Linked DNA regions of Homo sapiens: region 2 is linked to region 1. The links are chromatin loops, found by intact Hi-C in ENCODE. Cell type or tissue: HepG2. All regions are shown on one strand. Each heading gives the region's core, and the rest is flanking DNA. Links, peaks and the distances in the headings are about the cores only.

Region 1 (9,207 bases), core at 1,208-9,207:
CTTTGGGAGGCCAAGGTGGGAGGATCTCTTGAGCTCCAGAGTTTGAGGCTGCAGTGAGCTGTCATTGCGCCATTGCACTCCAGCCTGGGTGACATAGCGAGAGCCTGTCTCAAAAAAAAAAAAAAGGAGATATTATACCTCCTCACATATAAGGACCTTATAATATACTTCCCTTCCCGACATCTTTTGTGTTATTATTATGTATTTAATTCCACTTATGTTATAAACCTCACAATATATTGTTATTTTTACTTTAAACAATTACCTTTTAAGGAATTTTTAAAAATTATAATAAGAAAAAAGTATTTTTATTTTTATTTTTTATAGAGATTGGATCTCCCTATGTTGCCCAGACTGGTCTTGAACCCCTGGGCTAGAGGAATCCTCCTTCCTTGGCCTCCCAAAGTGCTGGGATTACAGGCATGAGCCATGGTGTCCAGTCTAGAGTATTTTTATTTATCACATATTTAAATTTTCTGTTGCTTCTCGCTTCTTTGTGTAGATCCAAGTTCCCATCTGGTATCATTTTCCTTCACCTTGAAGGACTTTATTTACCACTTCTCATGGTGCAGGGCTGCTGATGAAGAATTAGCTTTTTTTTTTTTTTGTCTGAAAGTCTCCAATTTTTTTTTTTCATTTAGAAGATATTTACCGGGTATATAATTCTAGGGTGACTCTTTTTTGTCATCTTAAAATACTTTGTTCCAATCTCTTGTGTTCTTAATAATTTCTTACTAGGCATTTACTGTGATTCCTGTCTTTGTTTCTTTGTGTGTAGTGTCATTTTTGCCTGGTTGTCCGGAAGATAATCTTTCCAGGACTCGGTTTCAGGAATTTGATTATGACGTTCACCTGGTGTCGTGTTCTTTGTGTTTATCCTCCTGGGCTTGGTGATCTTCATGGATCTCAAGATTTATAGTTTTTGCAAAATTTGGAAAAAATTATTTCTTCTTGTATTTTCCCCTCTACATCTTCCCCTTTTTTTGGAATTCCAATTGTGAATATATTAGACTGCCTGATTTGTCTCACAAGTCACTGATATTTTGTTCATTTTTAAAGTTTTTTTTCTCTTTCTATTCTACATTTTGGATAGTTTTTTGTTTTGTCTTGTTTCTTTTTTTGCTACGTCTTCACCTTTGGGTTCACACCTCTTTTCTTCTGCAGTGTCTAATCCGCCGTTGGTCCCATCCAGGACAGGGGGAGAGACTCTGCAAAGGTACAGAGATAGGCAGCAGCCGGGGGGCTCTGGGAACTGCAGCGTCCCCTGTGATCTCACCATGCTCAGCTTCAGCTCAGCCTCAGCTCAGCGGCAGGGAAGAGAAGTTCTGTATGCTGACCTGCTGCAAGGAGTCCTTTCAGGCAACTGAGTGGAAATGCAGCCATTTCTCAACTGCAAACTCTCCCTAGAGAGTCAAATTCTCTTCCCTTTTGTAGTGCAAGGGAGTAGTCATCTTCCTATCTCTCATGAGGCAACCTCCCACTCTCGCCTAATTGGAAATATCTCCTGGTCCACACAATGCCACAGCTGGCAGTTCCCCCCGCCTCACCCCCACCCCGTTCCCTCCTTGCAACAGAGCTGCTTCTCTAACTGCTGTGAATGATGAGGAAATCTGAGCCACGTGAAAGAAGCATAGGAACCTATGCCAAGCCCTATTGTGCCACTGACCTTCGGATTTGAATGAAATTAACAATTGCCTAATGAATTGAGTTCTGATAATTTCTATCAAGGCACTTTAAAGTGATGGGCCCCAAGAATTCATCCTGGGGATGAGGTAAAGGCAGTGTCTTTTTATTCAATGTGCAAATTATTTGAAAGTCTCTTCCACGTGATTCAGTGTCCTCGATGACTCATTTATAATTTTTCTGCAAGGGAATGTTAAAGTGACGGGGCCAGTGACCTTCCAGAGAAAGTGCTTTGCTGCTCTTCTGAGACCTTTTAGCACCTATACTAAATGAATGCCAGTGCAGGAGCTTATGTGTGGAAAGACTCAATTCCATGAAGGGCCCTGTTAAAAATATGACAGTACCCAAACCCTCGTGACCCCAAACCCTCACAATCCTGTGCTTGCAGCAAAGCAACCGGGAAAGGTCAGCTCACCCTGGCTCATGTTGTTGTCAACTCTCTGAATTTAGGATTTCGAACTAAAGTTAGAAAAGTGTGCATTGCTTTGTGTAGTCAGTCTCTTTTCCAGAAAATACGTTTTGATTTTTTTTTTTTTTTGGTAGATAACATCATTTTCAGCTGACACTAGGTGAATAATTTATATTTAATAAATTCATTTAAATGGGTACTATAATGAACGAATTAACACGATGAGTGACAGAAGAGGCAAACAATGTGATTTTTGTGATCGAGCATTTAGAAAGGTTAAACTGACAATCTTGACGCTTATGGAAGTTAAATGGTCAGGTGCTGGGACACTTCGTAAGAGAACTGGCCAGGTTGGGGAGAAATTGAGAACACTTTGGAAAACGGAGACGTAGGTCCCAGACCTGCCAGTTATGGGCTAAGGAGGGTTTGTGAATCACTTAGTATTCTAAAGTTGTGGCCTCTCCCTTTGTAAAATAATTTTATCTGTTTAATAGGGTGCTTGGAAAGTTAAATGCCAAAATAAATGCCATGGTACTTTATAAACTGGAAAGCCCTGTTACTATTAAGAGGGGCCAGATTTCAAAGAAAGCAGAGGCCTTGTGGGCTGCTATTGCCCCAGAAGAGGATTTGGATGTAGAGAGACTGAAGATTGGTTGAACCTTGGAGAGGCCACGGAGAGGAGGAAGAACGCTCACTAGAAAGACGGCATGACTGAGGAAGTCGGTGGGAACAAGCCTGCTTCTCCCATGGGAATGTTTCTAATCCTTTACTGTGGCCACCCTTCTCCAAACTCTGCGGAGGGAGATTGCAGGCTGACCCTACCATGGTGCAGCATTTGGACCATGACTGTCTGGGGGCACGAAGTGCTTTGTGATTTGGTTTAAGGGTGAAATCAGTGGTTCCAAACATTGAGCGCACATTAAATCACCTTGGAACATTGCATTGCAAGAATGCCCAGTTTCCATCCCTGAGCTGCACTAATCAGACTTTCTGGGATATGACGGTTTGGGTGATGTCGTTTTCATAGATTTAAAAGTGATTCTGAAGAAAAGCAGGGTTGAGAACTGCTGTTGAGTTCTTGATGTATGGATTGAGAAATTCGTTCTGAATCGAAACACCCTGTCATCCACTAGTTAAGAAAAATTAACTCTGTTTGCTACTGGTCCCCAAATGGGGCCAGTTGGGCTCTTATGGGAGGGCCCAGCAAATCTGAAACCTTGTTAGTGTACTCCAGACTTCTGCCTCATGCCTGTGTCCTTGGAAACCTAGGCTCCTCCTCTTGCCCTGTGATCCCAGGGGTCTGGCAGGTGAAGGTTTCAGCCATGTTTCACAGTGGGACACCTGCCATGGCTCACAAAGTTGTTGACTGTACGAATTCTGTGTAGTGTCCACTCATGTCCTCCCTGCCCACACCAGCCCTGCCCAGCTGTCTACATGAATCCTGGCAGGACTGAGGGAGGCAACTGAATCCAACCATCCTCACACAGGACAAAGCTATTGTTATGACTAACAATAAGTCACTCTCTATCCGTCTTAATTGCATCAGATCTACTGTTATTTAAACATTGCGTTTATAGTCCTTCTCCTCAAGTAGAAAGTAAGATTCATGAGAGCAAAGATCTTTATTGTGTCACTCACTGCTATGTTGCCATTGCCTAGAAAGGTGCCAGGCATATAGTAGACACTTAATTTACACATGATGCATGAATGGATGATGCAATAGCACCCATTTATGGAGTATGTATTATGTGCCAGGCTCTATATCACTTCACATGTATCATCATGTTTAATTCTCACAACAAGCTTAAGAGGGAGGTGCTACTATCTGTTCTCATTTTAGAGAAGCGGAAATTGAAATTCAGACAAGTTTACACACCTGCCCAAGGTTACACAGGTAGGAAGAAGCAAAGCTAGGACTTGAACCCATGACTTTTCAACTGCAAAGACCACGATCCTAACTATTATATTATACTCATTCCTCTTGCTGGGTATGGTGCAGGGACATGTATTTAGCAAGGACTGGCTGCTTGTCTGTCAGCCAGTCACAATCTGGTTGACTCTGGCACTGAGTAGTCATGTTAGTGGCACAATCTCCAGGGAGAGTTATTGCAATCTAAGGGCTGAAAAGGAAATAGATTCCTATACCTTACTCCCCAAATCCAAGGTTCTTCAGGATATCTACTGCAATGCTAGACAAGCTTATTAACTTTTTTTTTTTTTTTTTTTGAGACAGAGTTTCACTCTTGTTGCCCAGGTTGGAGTGCAATGGCGCAATCTCGGCTCACTGCAACCTCCGCCTCCCAGGTTCAAGCGATTCTCCTGTCTCAGCCTTCCAAGTAGCTGGGATTACAGGCATGCACCACCGCGCCTGGCTAATTTTTGTATTTTTAGTAGAGATGGGGTTTCTCCATGTTGGTCTGGCTGGTCTCGAACTCCCAACCTCAGGTGATCCACCCGCCTCGGCCTCCCAAAGTGCTGGGATTACAGGCGTGAGCCACCGTGCCCAGCCAACTTTTTTTTTTTTTCGGAAGTTTACCCTAGCAGCATATTGAAAGGGCCAAGGTGAGATCAAAGTATGTCTCTCTTGGGTAGTGAGACCCTGAATGACTTTTATTTTACCCTTTATATTTTTCTGCAATGCATATGTATATTCATTATAACAAAGATCCCCAAGTGCATTAGCCTACGTGAGTTCAAAGATTATTTTTGCCTCAGGTAAACAGTCCAGGGCAGAAAGGTGAGCTCTGCTTCATAAGGTCATCAAGGTTTCCAACTGGCCCAGCATGTCTGCCTTCAACATGTGGCTGTTCTTTGGGTTAAGGCTCCTGCTCCAGTTGTTCTCAACTTCGTGGTTGAAAGTAGCTCGCCAGCACCACCTCCAGGAGAGGGGCTGGAGGATTAGGAGAATCTCAACAGCTTCATCTTTAAGTAATTACTTATATCCCACTGCCCAAAACCTAGTTACATGGTTACAACTAGCTGCAGGGTTGAGGTTCATGTTTTTGTGTGTATAAATGCCAACACAATTTGTTGAAAACACTATCATTTCTTCATTGAATTTCCTTTGCACATTTGACAAACAAGATTGATTTGTGTCTATTTCTGTACTTTCTATTCTGTTCTGTTGATCTATGTGTCTCTCCCTCTGCCAATACCACACTGTCTTGATTCTTATAAGTCTTAAAATTAGATAGTGGGATTCTTCCAAAGCCAATTTTCTTTTGGCTATGCTAGTTTCATTGCCTTTTATATGAATTTCAAAATCAGCTTGTCAAATATCTGCAAAAAATTCTGCTAGAGTTTTGATTGACATTACATCAAAAGCATAGATTGATTTGGGTAAAATTGTCCTTTTTCTTGTTGAGTCTGCCAATCCATGAACATAGTATGTTTCTCCATATATTGAGGTCTTCTTTGAGTTATTTCATCAGCATTTTAGTGTTTTCAGCACATAGATTCTATGTATGTTTTGTTAAAATTATTTATACGTATCTCTTTTTGGGGGGGAGCTCTTATCATTTTTTGTTTGTTTCTGATTGTTTATTACTATCTTTATAAATATACATGATTTTTTGTATTGACCTTATATTCTAGAATGTGTTTAAACTCAGTATTATGTTTTCCCCAAAAATTTACATATTGAAGCCAGTTAACTGTATTTGGAGATAGGGGTTTTAAGGATGTAATTAAGGTTAAATGAGGTCATAATGGTGGGTCTCCAATCCAATAGGACTAGTGTCCTTATAAGAAGAGGAGAAGATACCAGGAATGCAAGTGTAGAGAAAACATCATGTAAGCAAGAAGGCAGTGATCTGCAAGCAAAGGAGAGAGGACTCACCAGAAATCAACTTGCTAGCACCTTGCTCTTGGACTTCTAGCTTATAGAAGTGTGAGAAAATAAATTTCTTCGGTTTAAGCCCCTCAGTCTGCAGTATTGTGTTATGTAGCGCTAGTGGACTAATACACTCACTGATTCCTTAAAGGAGCTTTTGGTAGACTTCTTGGGTTTTCTATATAGACAATTGTGTAAACTGCAAATAGGGAAAGTTTTATGTCTTCCTTCCAATCTGTATGTATTTTATTTATTTTTCATGCGTTATTGCAGAGTCTAGAAGTTCTAGTGTTATGACGTATACTGTGGTGATAGTGGACATCCTTCCCTGGCTTTGTTCCTGACCTTAGGGGCAAAGTATTCAGTTTTTCCCCATTAAGTATGATATTAGATGCAGGTTTTTGTTGATGCTCTTTATCAGGTTGAAGTGATTCCCTCTATTCCTAACTTGCAGATAATTTTTATCATGAGGTAGTGTTGTAGTTTGTCAAATATTTTTTCTGTGTCAATTTACATTATCATATGATATTTCTCCTTAGCTTATTGACACAGTGGATAACTTTGAATGATTTTTTGAATGATGAAGCAATCTTGCGTAACTAGAATAAATCTTACTTGGTTGTGGTGTATAAGTTCTTTTATATATTGCTGGATTCCATTTGTTAATATTTTGTTGAATATTTTGACATTTAGATTCATGAGAAACAGCCTGGGCAACATGACAAAACCTCATCTCTACCAAAAAGACAAAAATTAGCCAGGGGTGGTGCATGCCTACAGTCCCAGCTACTTGGGAGGCTAAGGTGGGAGGATCACCTGAGCCTGGGAGGTGGAGGCTGCAGTGAGCTGTGATCATGCCACTACATTCCAGGCTGGGTGACAGAGCGAGGCCTTGTCAAATAAATAAATAATAAATAAGTAAATAAATTGATGAGAGATATTAGTTTGTAGATTTAATTTTTATACTGTCTTTGTCTGGTTTTGATATCAGGGTAAAAATGGGCTCATAAAATTAGGCGGGATATATTCCCTCCTCTTTTCTGGAAGAGATTGTGCATATTTAGTGTTATTTCTTATATGTGTGGTAGAAGTTGCCAGTGAAACCATCTTGGCTTGGAGATTTCGTTTGTAAAATTTTTAAACTATAAATTAGTACTATTCAGGTTATCTGTCTCATTTTGAGTGAGTTTGGGTAGTTCGTGGTTTTTAAGGAATTGATCCATTCCATCTAAGTTGTTGAACTTATGTATGTGGAGTTATTCACAGTATTTCTTTATTGTCATTTCAGTGGCTGTGGGATCTATGGTTAGTTTTATTTTTTAAATATTTCTTGTTACATTTCACAAGAAAGCATGCTGCATTGGTTTTTATAAGAAAGTCTGTTCTAGACACTTCTCAAAAGAAGACATTCATGCAGCCAACCAACATATGAAAAAAAGCTCATCACTGATCATTAGAGAAATGCAAATCAAAACCACAATGAGATACCATTTCACACCAGTCAGAATGGGAATTATTAAAAAGTCAAGAAAAAACAGATGCTGGCGAGGCTGTGGAGAAACAGGAATGCTTTTACATTATTGGTGGGAATGTAAATTAGTTCAACCATTGTGGAAGACGGTGTGGTGATTCCTCAAGGATCTAGAACAGAAATATCATTTGACCCAGCAATCACATTACTAGGTATATACCCAAAGGAATATAAATCATTCTATTATAAAAATACATGCATGTGTATGTTCGTTGCAGCACTAGTCACAATAACAAAGACATAGAATTAACCCAAATGCTCATCAATGATAGACTGGATAAAGAAAATGTGGTACATATACACCACGGAATACTGTGCAACCATAAAAAGGAATGAGATCATGTCCTTTGCAGGGATATGAATGGAGCTGGAAGCCATCGTGCTCAGCAAACTCACACAGGAACAGAAAACTAAACACTGCATGTTCTCACTTATAAGTGGGAGGTGAACAATGAGAACACAGGTACACACTGGGGGGAACAACACACACTGGATCCTGTTGGGGGAGGGAGAGCATCAAGAAAGATAGCTAATGCATGCTGGACTTAATCCCTAGGTGATGGGTGATAGGTGCAGCAAACAACAATGGCACATGTTTACCTGTGTAACAAACCTGCACATCCTGCACATGTATCCTAGAACTTAGAGTAAAAAAAGAAAGTCTGTTCTTAATTTGCACTAAATATTCTTTAAAATTTATAATTTTTGATTTTTTAAAATGAAAGCCTTTTGTATTCAATCAAGAAAATCTTGACTAATCAGAACCACACAAATTAACCCCTAAGTTAATCGATATTTTGGCTGCCTTCAGATCCAGTTAATGAGAAATAAGCAGGGTGTATTGAGAGGGAGTGGCAGTCCTTTCTGCCAGCCACAGCCTGCCTTCATGGTTCTGGGCTGACTCCGGGGCAGTGAGAGCCTTCAGCATCCAGACAGCCTTACTTGGGTTCATTAGCATGAAAGTACAAGGAATCTACCTGTAGAGAGAGAAAAACAGAAATATTCTTCTTCCTTCTCATTCTTTATCCCTTCCTCCTCTCTTGTCATTCCATGTTCTTGAAGGGATGGAAAACATATTCTCAGGACTAAGCTGGGAGCCAGCAACTAATAAAATACATCAATTTAAGCTTAAGTATGAGACCCCCAGGCCAGCAGTTTTTAAGATGTTCTCCCCCACATTCCCATTTTTTGAAATATTTCCACTTAACCTGTGTCTGAGTAAATTTAGACCAGTGTTTCTCAGATAAGGTTTCCAGGATCACCTGCATCATTCCTCCTGAGGTGCTTGTTATCATGCAGATTCCAGGGTCTTATCCTGGTCTTTATTGAATTAGATTGTCTGGGGCCATGAATCTGCATTTTAACAAGTGCTTCCAGGTGACTGCTGGTTTGAATGCTTTATTTTGACCTAATCATTCGTGTTTATATTATTCCACTCACTGAGATGATGAAACTCCAGTTCTAGTTCTAATAGAGCAGTGAACAATTGTCCACGCATAAGCCACCTTTTTAATTGTATTTTTATTTTACTTTAAGTTCTGGGATACATGTGCAGAATGTGCAGGTTTGTTACATAGGTATACATGTGCCATGGTGGTTTGCTGTACCTATCAACCTGTCATCTGAATTTTAAGCCCCACATGCATTAGCTATTTGTCCTGATGCTCTCCTTCCTCTCACTCCACATCCCCTGACAGGCTCCAGTGTGTGTTGTCCCCCTCCCTGTGTGCATGTGTTCTCACTGTTCAATTC
Region 2 (8,708 bases), core at 1-8,000, 120 kb before region 1:
TCAGATGGCCTGTAGCTTTCACAGTGAGAAGGAACTAGAAATTACAGCAAAGTCCCTGATATGATGCAAAAGAGAGGCAACGAGACCTCTTTTCCATGACTTAACCCCTGGCCTCTTTGTCTAGGACTATCATGCAAACAAACTGGTTAACACTGAATCATGTTTTATAAAGAGCTGCATCATTTCCTTCTCTTGAGTACTGACTTTTTCTTCCAGATTCCTAAAGGATGTTTTACAACCAGTTTTCCAACTTGCCTACAGCTGATAATGGCCAAATACACAAAATTAAGGCAATGTGCTTCTTCTTCAATGCCAGGAGGCAGCTTGAGCTCTCCGAAGCAGACATAAGAGAGACCAAGTGTTACAGATCACAAAATATACACATGTGGTTGTTTCAGTGGGACAAAGAGTCATTTGGTGAGAACTGAAGGAAAGCGAAGTTCAAGAGTAAACTGTGGCCTGCCCTGTAGCAGACGCCGGGTGCACAGAAACACTTGCTGTGGTCATGCAGCCCAGGTTAACAGGAGCGTGTTTTCACGCCACCCATTTGCGGAGACTTGGCCAGGCTCCCACTCTTGGAGGCAGTGGCCTTTCACGATTAGAACCCTCCCTGAAACACATATCTAGTGACCTATCCAATGGTTACCAAGTCACTGCAGTGGCCTGCTCTGGCCTGTTCCTAAATATGGACCCAGGAAGCCCCATGGCCACATCTGAGGGCAGCCACCACACTGACTGACAATCCACTGGGCTGCTCTCTCATTAGCCAGCTCCTTGAGAGCAAGGACTGAGCTTTTTATTTCCATGTCCCTGCCATCTACTATATGGAAGGGCTCAGCAAATGTTTTCAACAAATGAAAGCTCAGGGGCGATCTCAGGGAATGATAACATCTTTTTTTTTTTTTTTTTTTGAGAAGGAGTTTCACTCTTGTCGCCCAGGCTGGAGTGCAATGGCGTGATCTCGGCTCACTGCAACCTCCGCCTCCTGGATTCAAGTGATTCTCCTGCCTCAGCCTCCCAAGTAGCTGGGATTATAGGCGCCCGCCTGGCTAATTTTTGTATTTTTAGTAGAGATGGGATTTCACCATATTGACCAGGCTGGTCTCGAACTCCTGCCCTCAGGTGATCCGCCCACCTCGGCCTCCCAAAGTGCTGGGATTATAGGCGTAAGCCACTGTGCCCGGCCAGGAATGACAACATCTTAAGCTTGTGCTTGGACAGCCTGTCCTATCCATGCCGCACCAGCCACTCCCAATTCTGGCAGAAATGCACGCCCTACCACTCTCCATCACCTGCCCTACTTCCTCACCCAGGTGCTGTCTTACTACCTGCTCTGAAATTTTTAAATGACTCATAGCTCATCTGAAAAGGTCAGGGTGCAAGCAGCGTGGACACCTCTCTCTTTTCATGTTTGGTCCTTCCCTGGCACCACAGGTGCTTCCTTTTGATTCACAGGGGTTATGATTCTGCTAAACACATGCCCCCGCCCCCGCCCCCACCCCGCCCATACACACATTCTCTCTACATTGCTTCCGAAGTCCGAGCTGCTAAAGCAGATGCAATGCACTCGGAGTGTGCCGCATGGCTTGAATTCTGTGAGCATTATTTCCACTTCTTTTCTTTATAAACATCAAATTTTGAAAAATCAATTTCAAAGTCTGAATGAAAAATATTTTCTTTTCTTTACCCTGAGTCTTTACTAATTTACTTCCAATTAGATCTAAATGAACATTTAAATGCTTATCAAAGAATACTTTTTCCACACCCAACCAGCAGGTAACACAGGTCCCCTCTAACTGGATCTGCACCAAGGACCGGGGGCTTGTGAGAAAGCAGACAGCATTGGGAGCCTGTGCTCGGGAATGTGGATAGTCATGTAACGAAACAGTTCTCAACCAGAATTAACCACACGTTTAATTCAGGAAAAGAAAGGCTACTAATTAGCAAGCAGAATTAAACACGTGACACTTAAATCCTAATGGATGGTCTTGTCTGACTTTTACTGGGCAGTTACATGCCACAGGGAGAGTTACCTGTAATTGCCAGAGAGAGCTGGATCCATTTTTCTGTTCTGGTTTTGGATGGGTTTCTCTCAATATGTCAATTTTAGACAAAGCTCCTTAATTTTGCTTAAGTAGGGCTCTTAGCTCCAATCCCTCTAATCAAAATGTATTACTGGAAGATGTGATAAGTAGAATGTGTTTGGAGGGAGGGGGGTTATTTCGAGGGGTTATTTCTCAGAGGAGTCCTTGGGAGAAGGCAGTACGGACTCCAACCCTTACCTTAACCTTCCCCATTCAAGCTGAGTGGGCTGAGACCCTCTGTACTAGGCATTGTGCACTTTTCCTCCAAGAGTTTTGGGGAAAGTTGGTCAAGAGCCAGTGATTCATCAGACATGCAGCAAAGCTGAAGCTGGTGCTACCATCTGCTAGCCCTGTGAGTTTGGGGAATGGGCCTGGTTGCCTCACTGCTGAATTCGGCCCTATGCCTGGCTCATACTAGGGGCTGTCACAACTTGATAAAAGAATGGATGGAAGGACAGACAGAAGGCTGAATGGAGGGAGATAAACATGAGAGCAACAAGAGGGCAAAGAGCTGCCATTTTGATTAGGCTCTGAAGTGCTTTCTCACATCTGGATTGTGGAATAAATGCATGATGGGTCAACAATGAGGTAAAAACAAAATGTGTAAGAACACAGACAAGCAACTCGGAATGCTAGTGCTTTTCATGGAGACATGCAAACCTTCACAAATAGGATCCAAGAATGAGATTCCAAAAGTTGTGACACCTATCACTCACTCTTTTCCCCTCGAATCTCAGGTGGTTCCAGCTCTACCCGCGGTCGAGGCCTTCGTGAGACAGGCTAAGCAAGTTAGGAGAATTGTCTAGGAATCACGAAGGGCAAACAATGACTCACTGAAACCCCCAACACTCAAACAGGGGTGCACATTGAAGTCTGAGGAAATAATGTCAAGGAAAACAAAATTAATGACCCAGTGGATAGTGACTTAAGGATTAATACCCCCAAGGTAGAAATATGAACACAGTCTAGAACAGCGGTGTGAAGAGAAATATAATATGAGTCACATATGTAATTTCAAATGCCTACAAGCCACATTTTTACAAGTAAAGCTATATGGGTGAGTATAATTTTGAAAATACACTTTATTTCACCTAACATACACAAAATGTTATTTCAACATATAATCAATATTAAAAAATAATAGCAGAGCTTGCATTCGTTTTTCCTACTAAATCTTTTAAATCCAGTATGCACTTTACACTGACAGCACATCTCACACAGCGTTTCAGGGTCCAGCACTCAACATTTCAGCGTCTCAATAGCCACACTGTGCACAGCTGTAGAGACAGGTGAATGCACGTACCAACAATGGGTATCACCAAACGAAGCAGCAGGTTTGGAGTGTACTCCCTTTGTGGGGCTTCAGTTATTTTGGCCTGCATTTATTTCCTGTGGATTCCTGCCATACAGTTTTAACAAGGTTGTCACTCACAGTACTTGTCACCTCACTCGCAGGGTGAGCACCTGACCCTGGCCTCCTAATCATAATTCAGGCTAATGCTGGAGTCCAAGAGAAGGGCCTTGTGACCAGGCAAGGCCAATTAGAATCTTTCCCTAGGACTGATGTATAAAAGCTGGGGGGAAAATGCTTTCTCTTTCCCCTGGGGTTGCTGGGGTAGAGTCTAGGTCTCTCCCTATCATAGAGATCTAGAGTCATAGTCTGTCTCAGGATGGGGTCATGAAAAGGCAAAGAAACACCCTAGTTCCATGCCCTGAGGCCCTGGTTGAGGTCTCTCTCTCTTGCTTGGATTCAGCCACCTACTCCACTTCCTTCCCAGTAGTTGCTCTCACTTCCTTAAGCCACTTAGGCTTGGGTTTCAGCCACTCCCACAACTCCGGCCCATGGCCATGTCCTCCCACTCCATGCCTAGGAGCCCGTCTCTAAGGCTACATGCCACGCCACAGAGAGGTCACCAGCCAGACTCAAAGGCAGGACTCCATCTTTTTTTTTTTTTTTTTTTTTTTTTGTTGAGGCAGGCTATGTCCAAAAGCCTGTTGTCGAGGCTGGAGTGCAGTGGTGCAATCTCTGCTCACTGCAGCCTTGACCTCCCAGGCTCAACTGATCTCCCAACCTCAGCCTCCCGAGTAACTGAGACTAGAGGCACATGTCACCACGCCCTGCTAATTTTTTGTGTTTTTTTTTTTTTTTTTGTCGTGGGCTGAAGCCATCTTCCTGCCTCGGCCTCCCAAAGTGTTGGAATTACAGAAGTGAGCCACCGTGCCCGGACCAGGACTTCATCTTTTAAGTTTCATCAATGCTGCACAGCGCTTGTTCCCTCCCTAGGTCACCACTTGGTTTTCAGATCTGCGCCCTCATACCTCCACCCAGCCAACAGATGTGTGCCAGAAGGCTGAACGGCTCCACCTGGCTGCAGATGCCCCTGGGGCTCCCCTTTGTTCTCCTCCACGTGTCCACCGTCTTACCTCACTGCCCCTGCAGCATCCTGCCTTGAGAAGCAGAAGGGTGCCATGAGTTTGCCCTTTCACTACAGGATCTAACTGGCCTCCTGGTGAACCATGTGAAAAGCCTGTTCTAAAACACTGACCTTTCAGAATCAAGTGAACACAAAAGGAGACTGTTCCAGGCCCGAGGTTACAAACATAAAGATGATCATGTCCTCTGTCCATGCATGAGATTCTCACTGGTATTCCCAGCGTGACAGCAAATATGTACTATGTTCACCCAGGAAACAGCCACTTAGGACACTGGTGAGCTACTCCTTAGGGGGTTGTGGAAATAGAGCCCAATCTGGCCTTGACTCCATCGTAGAGCACAATTTACTGAGCAAATTCTAATAAATGTAAATTGAAATTTACATATGATGCTGTTCTTTTCAGAACCAAGATTCGTTCGCTTACTGCTTATCAACTCTTCCTCCTGTTTAGGTCTAGTTCTCTCCTGTGCAAGATTGCGACAGAAGCTGAGAGGAGCCTTCTGGTGTTTGATCGATACACTCCCTTGACCACAATTTATTCACTGTAGTCACAATGGATAGTCTTATGAAATCTTAAATAGCTGCTTTGAAAGTCCACAGGGGTGTAGACAGGGCTCTTCACTCTACCTCACATGATAGAAGTTTATAAGATAAGTAATTAAAATCCAGAGTTCAAATTATTCTTGCTCCTCTTAGGAAGTTCAGCTTGCTAATTTAATACTTAATGATGTTTTAAGGGCTATGGGAAGATAATGAGTGAAATTCATATCAAGCCATTAGCGGGTTTTTTTGTCTTTTATTTATTTTATTTTATTTTTTTAAAGAAAGCACTGAACGCCCCTGCAGGAACTAGTGCTAACCTACCGAGTCTGGTGCCTGTGCAGGGGGCAGGCAGAAAGGGTCCATACTTGCGATTTTGCTCATTTTTCTCCTGTAGCTCTGAACAGTGCAGGACACCAGGGCAGGGATCAGTGCCTCCCATCTCTCTTGCAATGTAGAGGCGGTGACTCCACTGTGAGTGCATGAATCCCTTCCTGCAGTGCTCCATCACAAGTGGTCTCATTGTCTCCCTTCTTTCCACTCTAGCTAGACAAGGACAGGTTTGTGGGGCCAAATGGGGTATGCTGTGCTAGCCAGGGGTCCCTGCATTGACAGATGCAAACATCTGTAAAACAAGTCCTGTTCTTACGTGGATGGGCAGAGTTCCATGGGGGAAAATTCTTGCCTCAAAATGGCCAGACACCCATTCCTGGAGGCTTTCAAAACTTTTTTTATTTTTATTTTTATTTTTTTTGAGATGGAGTCTCGCTCTGTCACCCAGGCTGGAGCGCAGTGGTGCGATCTCAGCTCACTGCAAGCTCTGCCTCCCGGGTTCACGCCATTCTCCTGCCTCAGCCTCCCGATTAGCTGGGACTACAGGCACCCACCACCACGCCCGGCTAATTTTTTGTATTTTTTAGGAGAGACGGGGTTTCACCGTGTTAGCCAGGATGGTCTTGATCTCCTGACCTCGTGATCCGCCCGCCTTGACCTCCCAAAGTGCTGGGATTACAGGCAGGAGCCACCGTGCCCGGCCAAAAACTTTTATTTGCTAAACCCAAGGCAAGTTATCTAACCTGCTGGAACCTCACTTTTTCCTGTTCAAAATGGGAGCACAACACCAGCTGCCTGATTTGGTTATTGCAAGAACCATGTAGCTAACGTGAGACTCCCTGAACAGCCTCCTCCACCAGGGTCTACCTGTAGCAGGCAATTGCTTTCCTTTCTTTTCCTTCACTAAAGATCATTTTTGACTGTGTTCCCATCTACCATGCACCTTCCCAATAAGACTACTCACTCATTCAAAAACCCGGAAGACCCAGACAAGTAAAAAACAAAAATGTTAAATCTTCCATGGACTCATGACCCCAGACAACCACTATTAATGTTTTGTGTTTTCATTCCTGGGCATGGGACCATTTTGCATAGTTGAGATCATGCTGTAGATATAATTTGGCTTATTCTCTTTTTCACTGAACATTATATGCATTTCCGCATGTCACTCTGTAGTCTCGAGAAACAACACTTTCCATAGCTGCATGTGTTTCTGGCCAGTGGGTGCTCAGGGTTTATTTAACCACACAAAGCTTTTCAAGAGTCTTGGCTTCCAACTTTTTGCTAACATGAACAACGCTGGTTAGTAAAGCCTTTCCTTGAGTTGGGCTTACTCCCTTGGGAGGAGTCCCCGAAGCAGAATGACGGCATTCAGAGTGTGAACTTGTCAAGGACCTTGATGTATACTGCAGAAGGCTTTCCCTGTGCTCATGCCATAAGCAATGCTGCGGAAAGCCCATTGCACATCCACAGGAAGTACCTTTCAGGATTTTTGATTTTTAAAAATTGTGGTAAAAGACATATAACACAGAATTTACCATGTTAACCATTTTTAAGTGTACAGCTCAGTACTGTTCACACTGTTGTGTAAACTACGTCCAGAACTTCTCAATCTTGCAAAACTTAAACTTTATTCCTATTAAATGGTATCTCTCCATTCCTCCCTCTCTCCAGCCCCCGCAACTCCCATTCTACTTCCCGTCTTTGGATTTGACTATTCTGAGTACCTCATCTAGGTGGAATCATGCAGTGTTTGTCCTTTGGGACTGGCTTATTTCACTTAGCATAGTGTCCTCAATATTCATCCATGTGGTAGCATGGGTCAGAATGTCCTTCCTTTTTTTTTTTTTTTTTTTTTTTTTTTGAGACAGAGTTTCACTCTTGTTGCCCAGGCTAGAGTACAATGGTGCGATCTTGGCTCACTGCAACCTCCACCTCCTGGGTTCAAGTGATTCTCCTGCCTCAGCCTCCTGAGTAGCTGGGATTACAGGCACCCACCACCATGCCTGGCTAATTTTTGTATTTTTTGTAGAGACGGGGTTTCACCATGTTGGCCAGGCTGGCCTCGAATGCCTGATCTCAAGTGATCCTCCCACCTCGGCCTCCTAAAGTGCTGGGATTACAGGCATGAGCCACCGTACCTGGCCTGTCCTTCGTTTTTAAGGCTGAAGGATATTCCACTGTACCTATAAACCATATTTTATTTATCCATTCATCCAGTGACAGACACACGGGTTGCTTACACCTTTTGGTGACTGAGAATAATGTTGGTATGAACCTTGGATGTACAGCCCTGTAACATTTTTTTGGATACCTTGATACAAAATGATCTCGTCCTTTTTCTTTGCACATTATTGACTTCCATTTTCCTGTTAACCATATACCATTCCTTCCTCTTTTGTACCCTCACATGAATGAATGCCTTCTGCCAGAGAAGAGAAAGGATCCCAACCTTTGGAGGCTGAAGACTTGGCAGAAGAGTTTGACAGAGGACAGGAATCTACACTTGAAACTAAATCTGATGCAACCTATTCTTGGGCCAGAATATGAGAACTCGATTATAGTATCAGTTTTAAAATTTGTTTATTTTCCTTATACTGAAGATGTTAATTCTTTTCTGCAAATTCCTCTAAAGGTTAATGATCTTTACATTTTGATTACCTTTTATGAAGTATATGAGTTTAACTCAAATCTGTCAGTATGTTCTTTAGTGATTTCATTGAATCTTAGAAAATTCTATACACTGAATTTCACAAATTTTTTTTTCTATTTTCTCTTGCTTTTTTTTTTTTTTTTTTTTTTTTTTACAAAAAGAGTTACTGTTAGATCTATCTTGGAGTTTAAGTTGGCTATATAGGGTAAAGTGAAGATGTAAAATTTTACATTTTGTTTGTTTTTGAAAAAGTCTAACCACTTTCCCTGACCATTACAGCATAATTTCTCCCTCCCCAGTGACTCCTGATGTCTCTTTTAGCCAACATCAAATTCTTACAGACAATAGGACCTCTGTGGGACCAGAACCACGCTGTGTCCATTCCTCTCCTCCCCAACCTCTCTCCAGTTTTCCAGGATCTCTTTGTTACAGACTCTAGCCCTGAGAAACCTGCTGGCACCTGAAACCTTCCACAACCTTGCTTTAGAGCAAAGTAAAGAATGTAACAATTCAAATGTCTTCCTACAGAGAGTGAGGAAATACATTATGGCTTTTTGTAAATATAGAAGTCATGCCTATCATTTTATAGTAATGTTGTGATTAGAATATGGTTGAGGCAGAGATTTTTCAAGGTGAAGGAAGCCCAGGAATGATCTACCTGGA

Evidence for each region. Peaks named below come from ENCODE experiments on the same cell type or tissue, not always from the same donor. Only the 100,000 strongest peaks of a DNase experiment are listed, where the experiment ranks them.
Region 2: it touches region 1 in a loop (12-fold over the local background); 2 of 110 quality-filtered maps call a loop at or near these places.

What each region holds. Positions count from the first base shown.
Region 1 is chr2:100,726,223-100,735,429 of GRCh38, reverse strand. It overlaps LOC105375310 (a long non-coding RNA gene), which reads left to right and starts at 1,572. Exons shown (of 3, transcript XR_001739612.2): 1 at 1,572-3,986. RefSeq lists a silencer at 4,789-5,083. In HepG2, for the core only: a CTCF peak has its summit at 4,959 (motif pointing left); DNase peaks (open chromatin) are centred at 1,332, 1,469, 1,879 and 4,939.
Region 2 is chr2:100,849,502-100,858,209 of GRCh38, reverse strand. The region is part of intron 1 of NPAS2 (neuronal PAS domain protein 2); the gene reads right to left. Among named protein-coding and RNA genes, the nearest start is that of NPAS2, 34 kb to the right of the region's middle. In HepG2, for the core only: a CTCF peak has its summit at 4,441; DNase peaks (open chromatin) are centred at 4,602 and 5,009.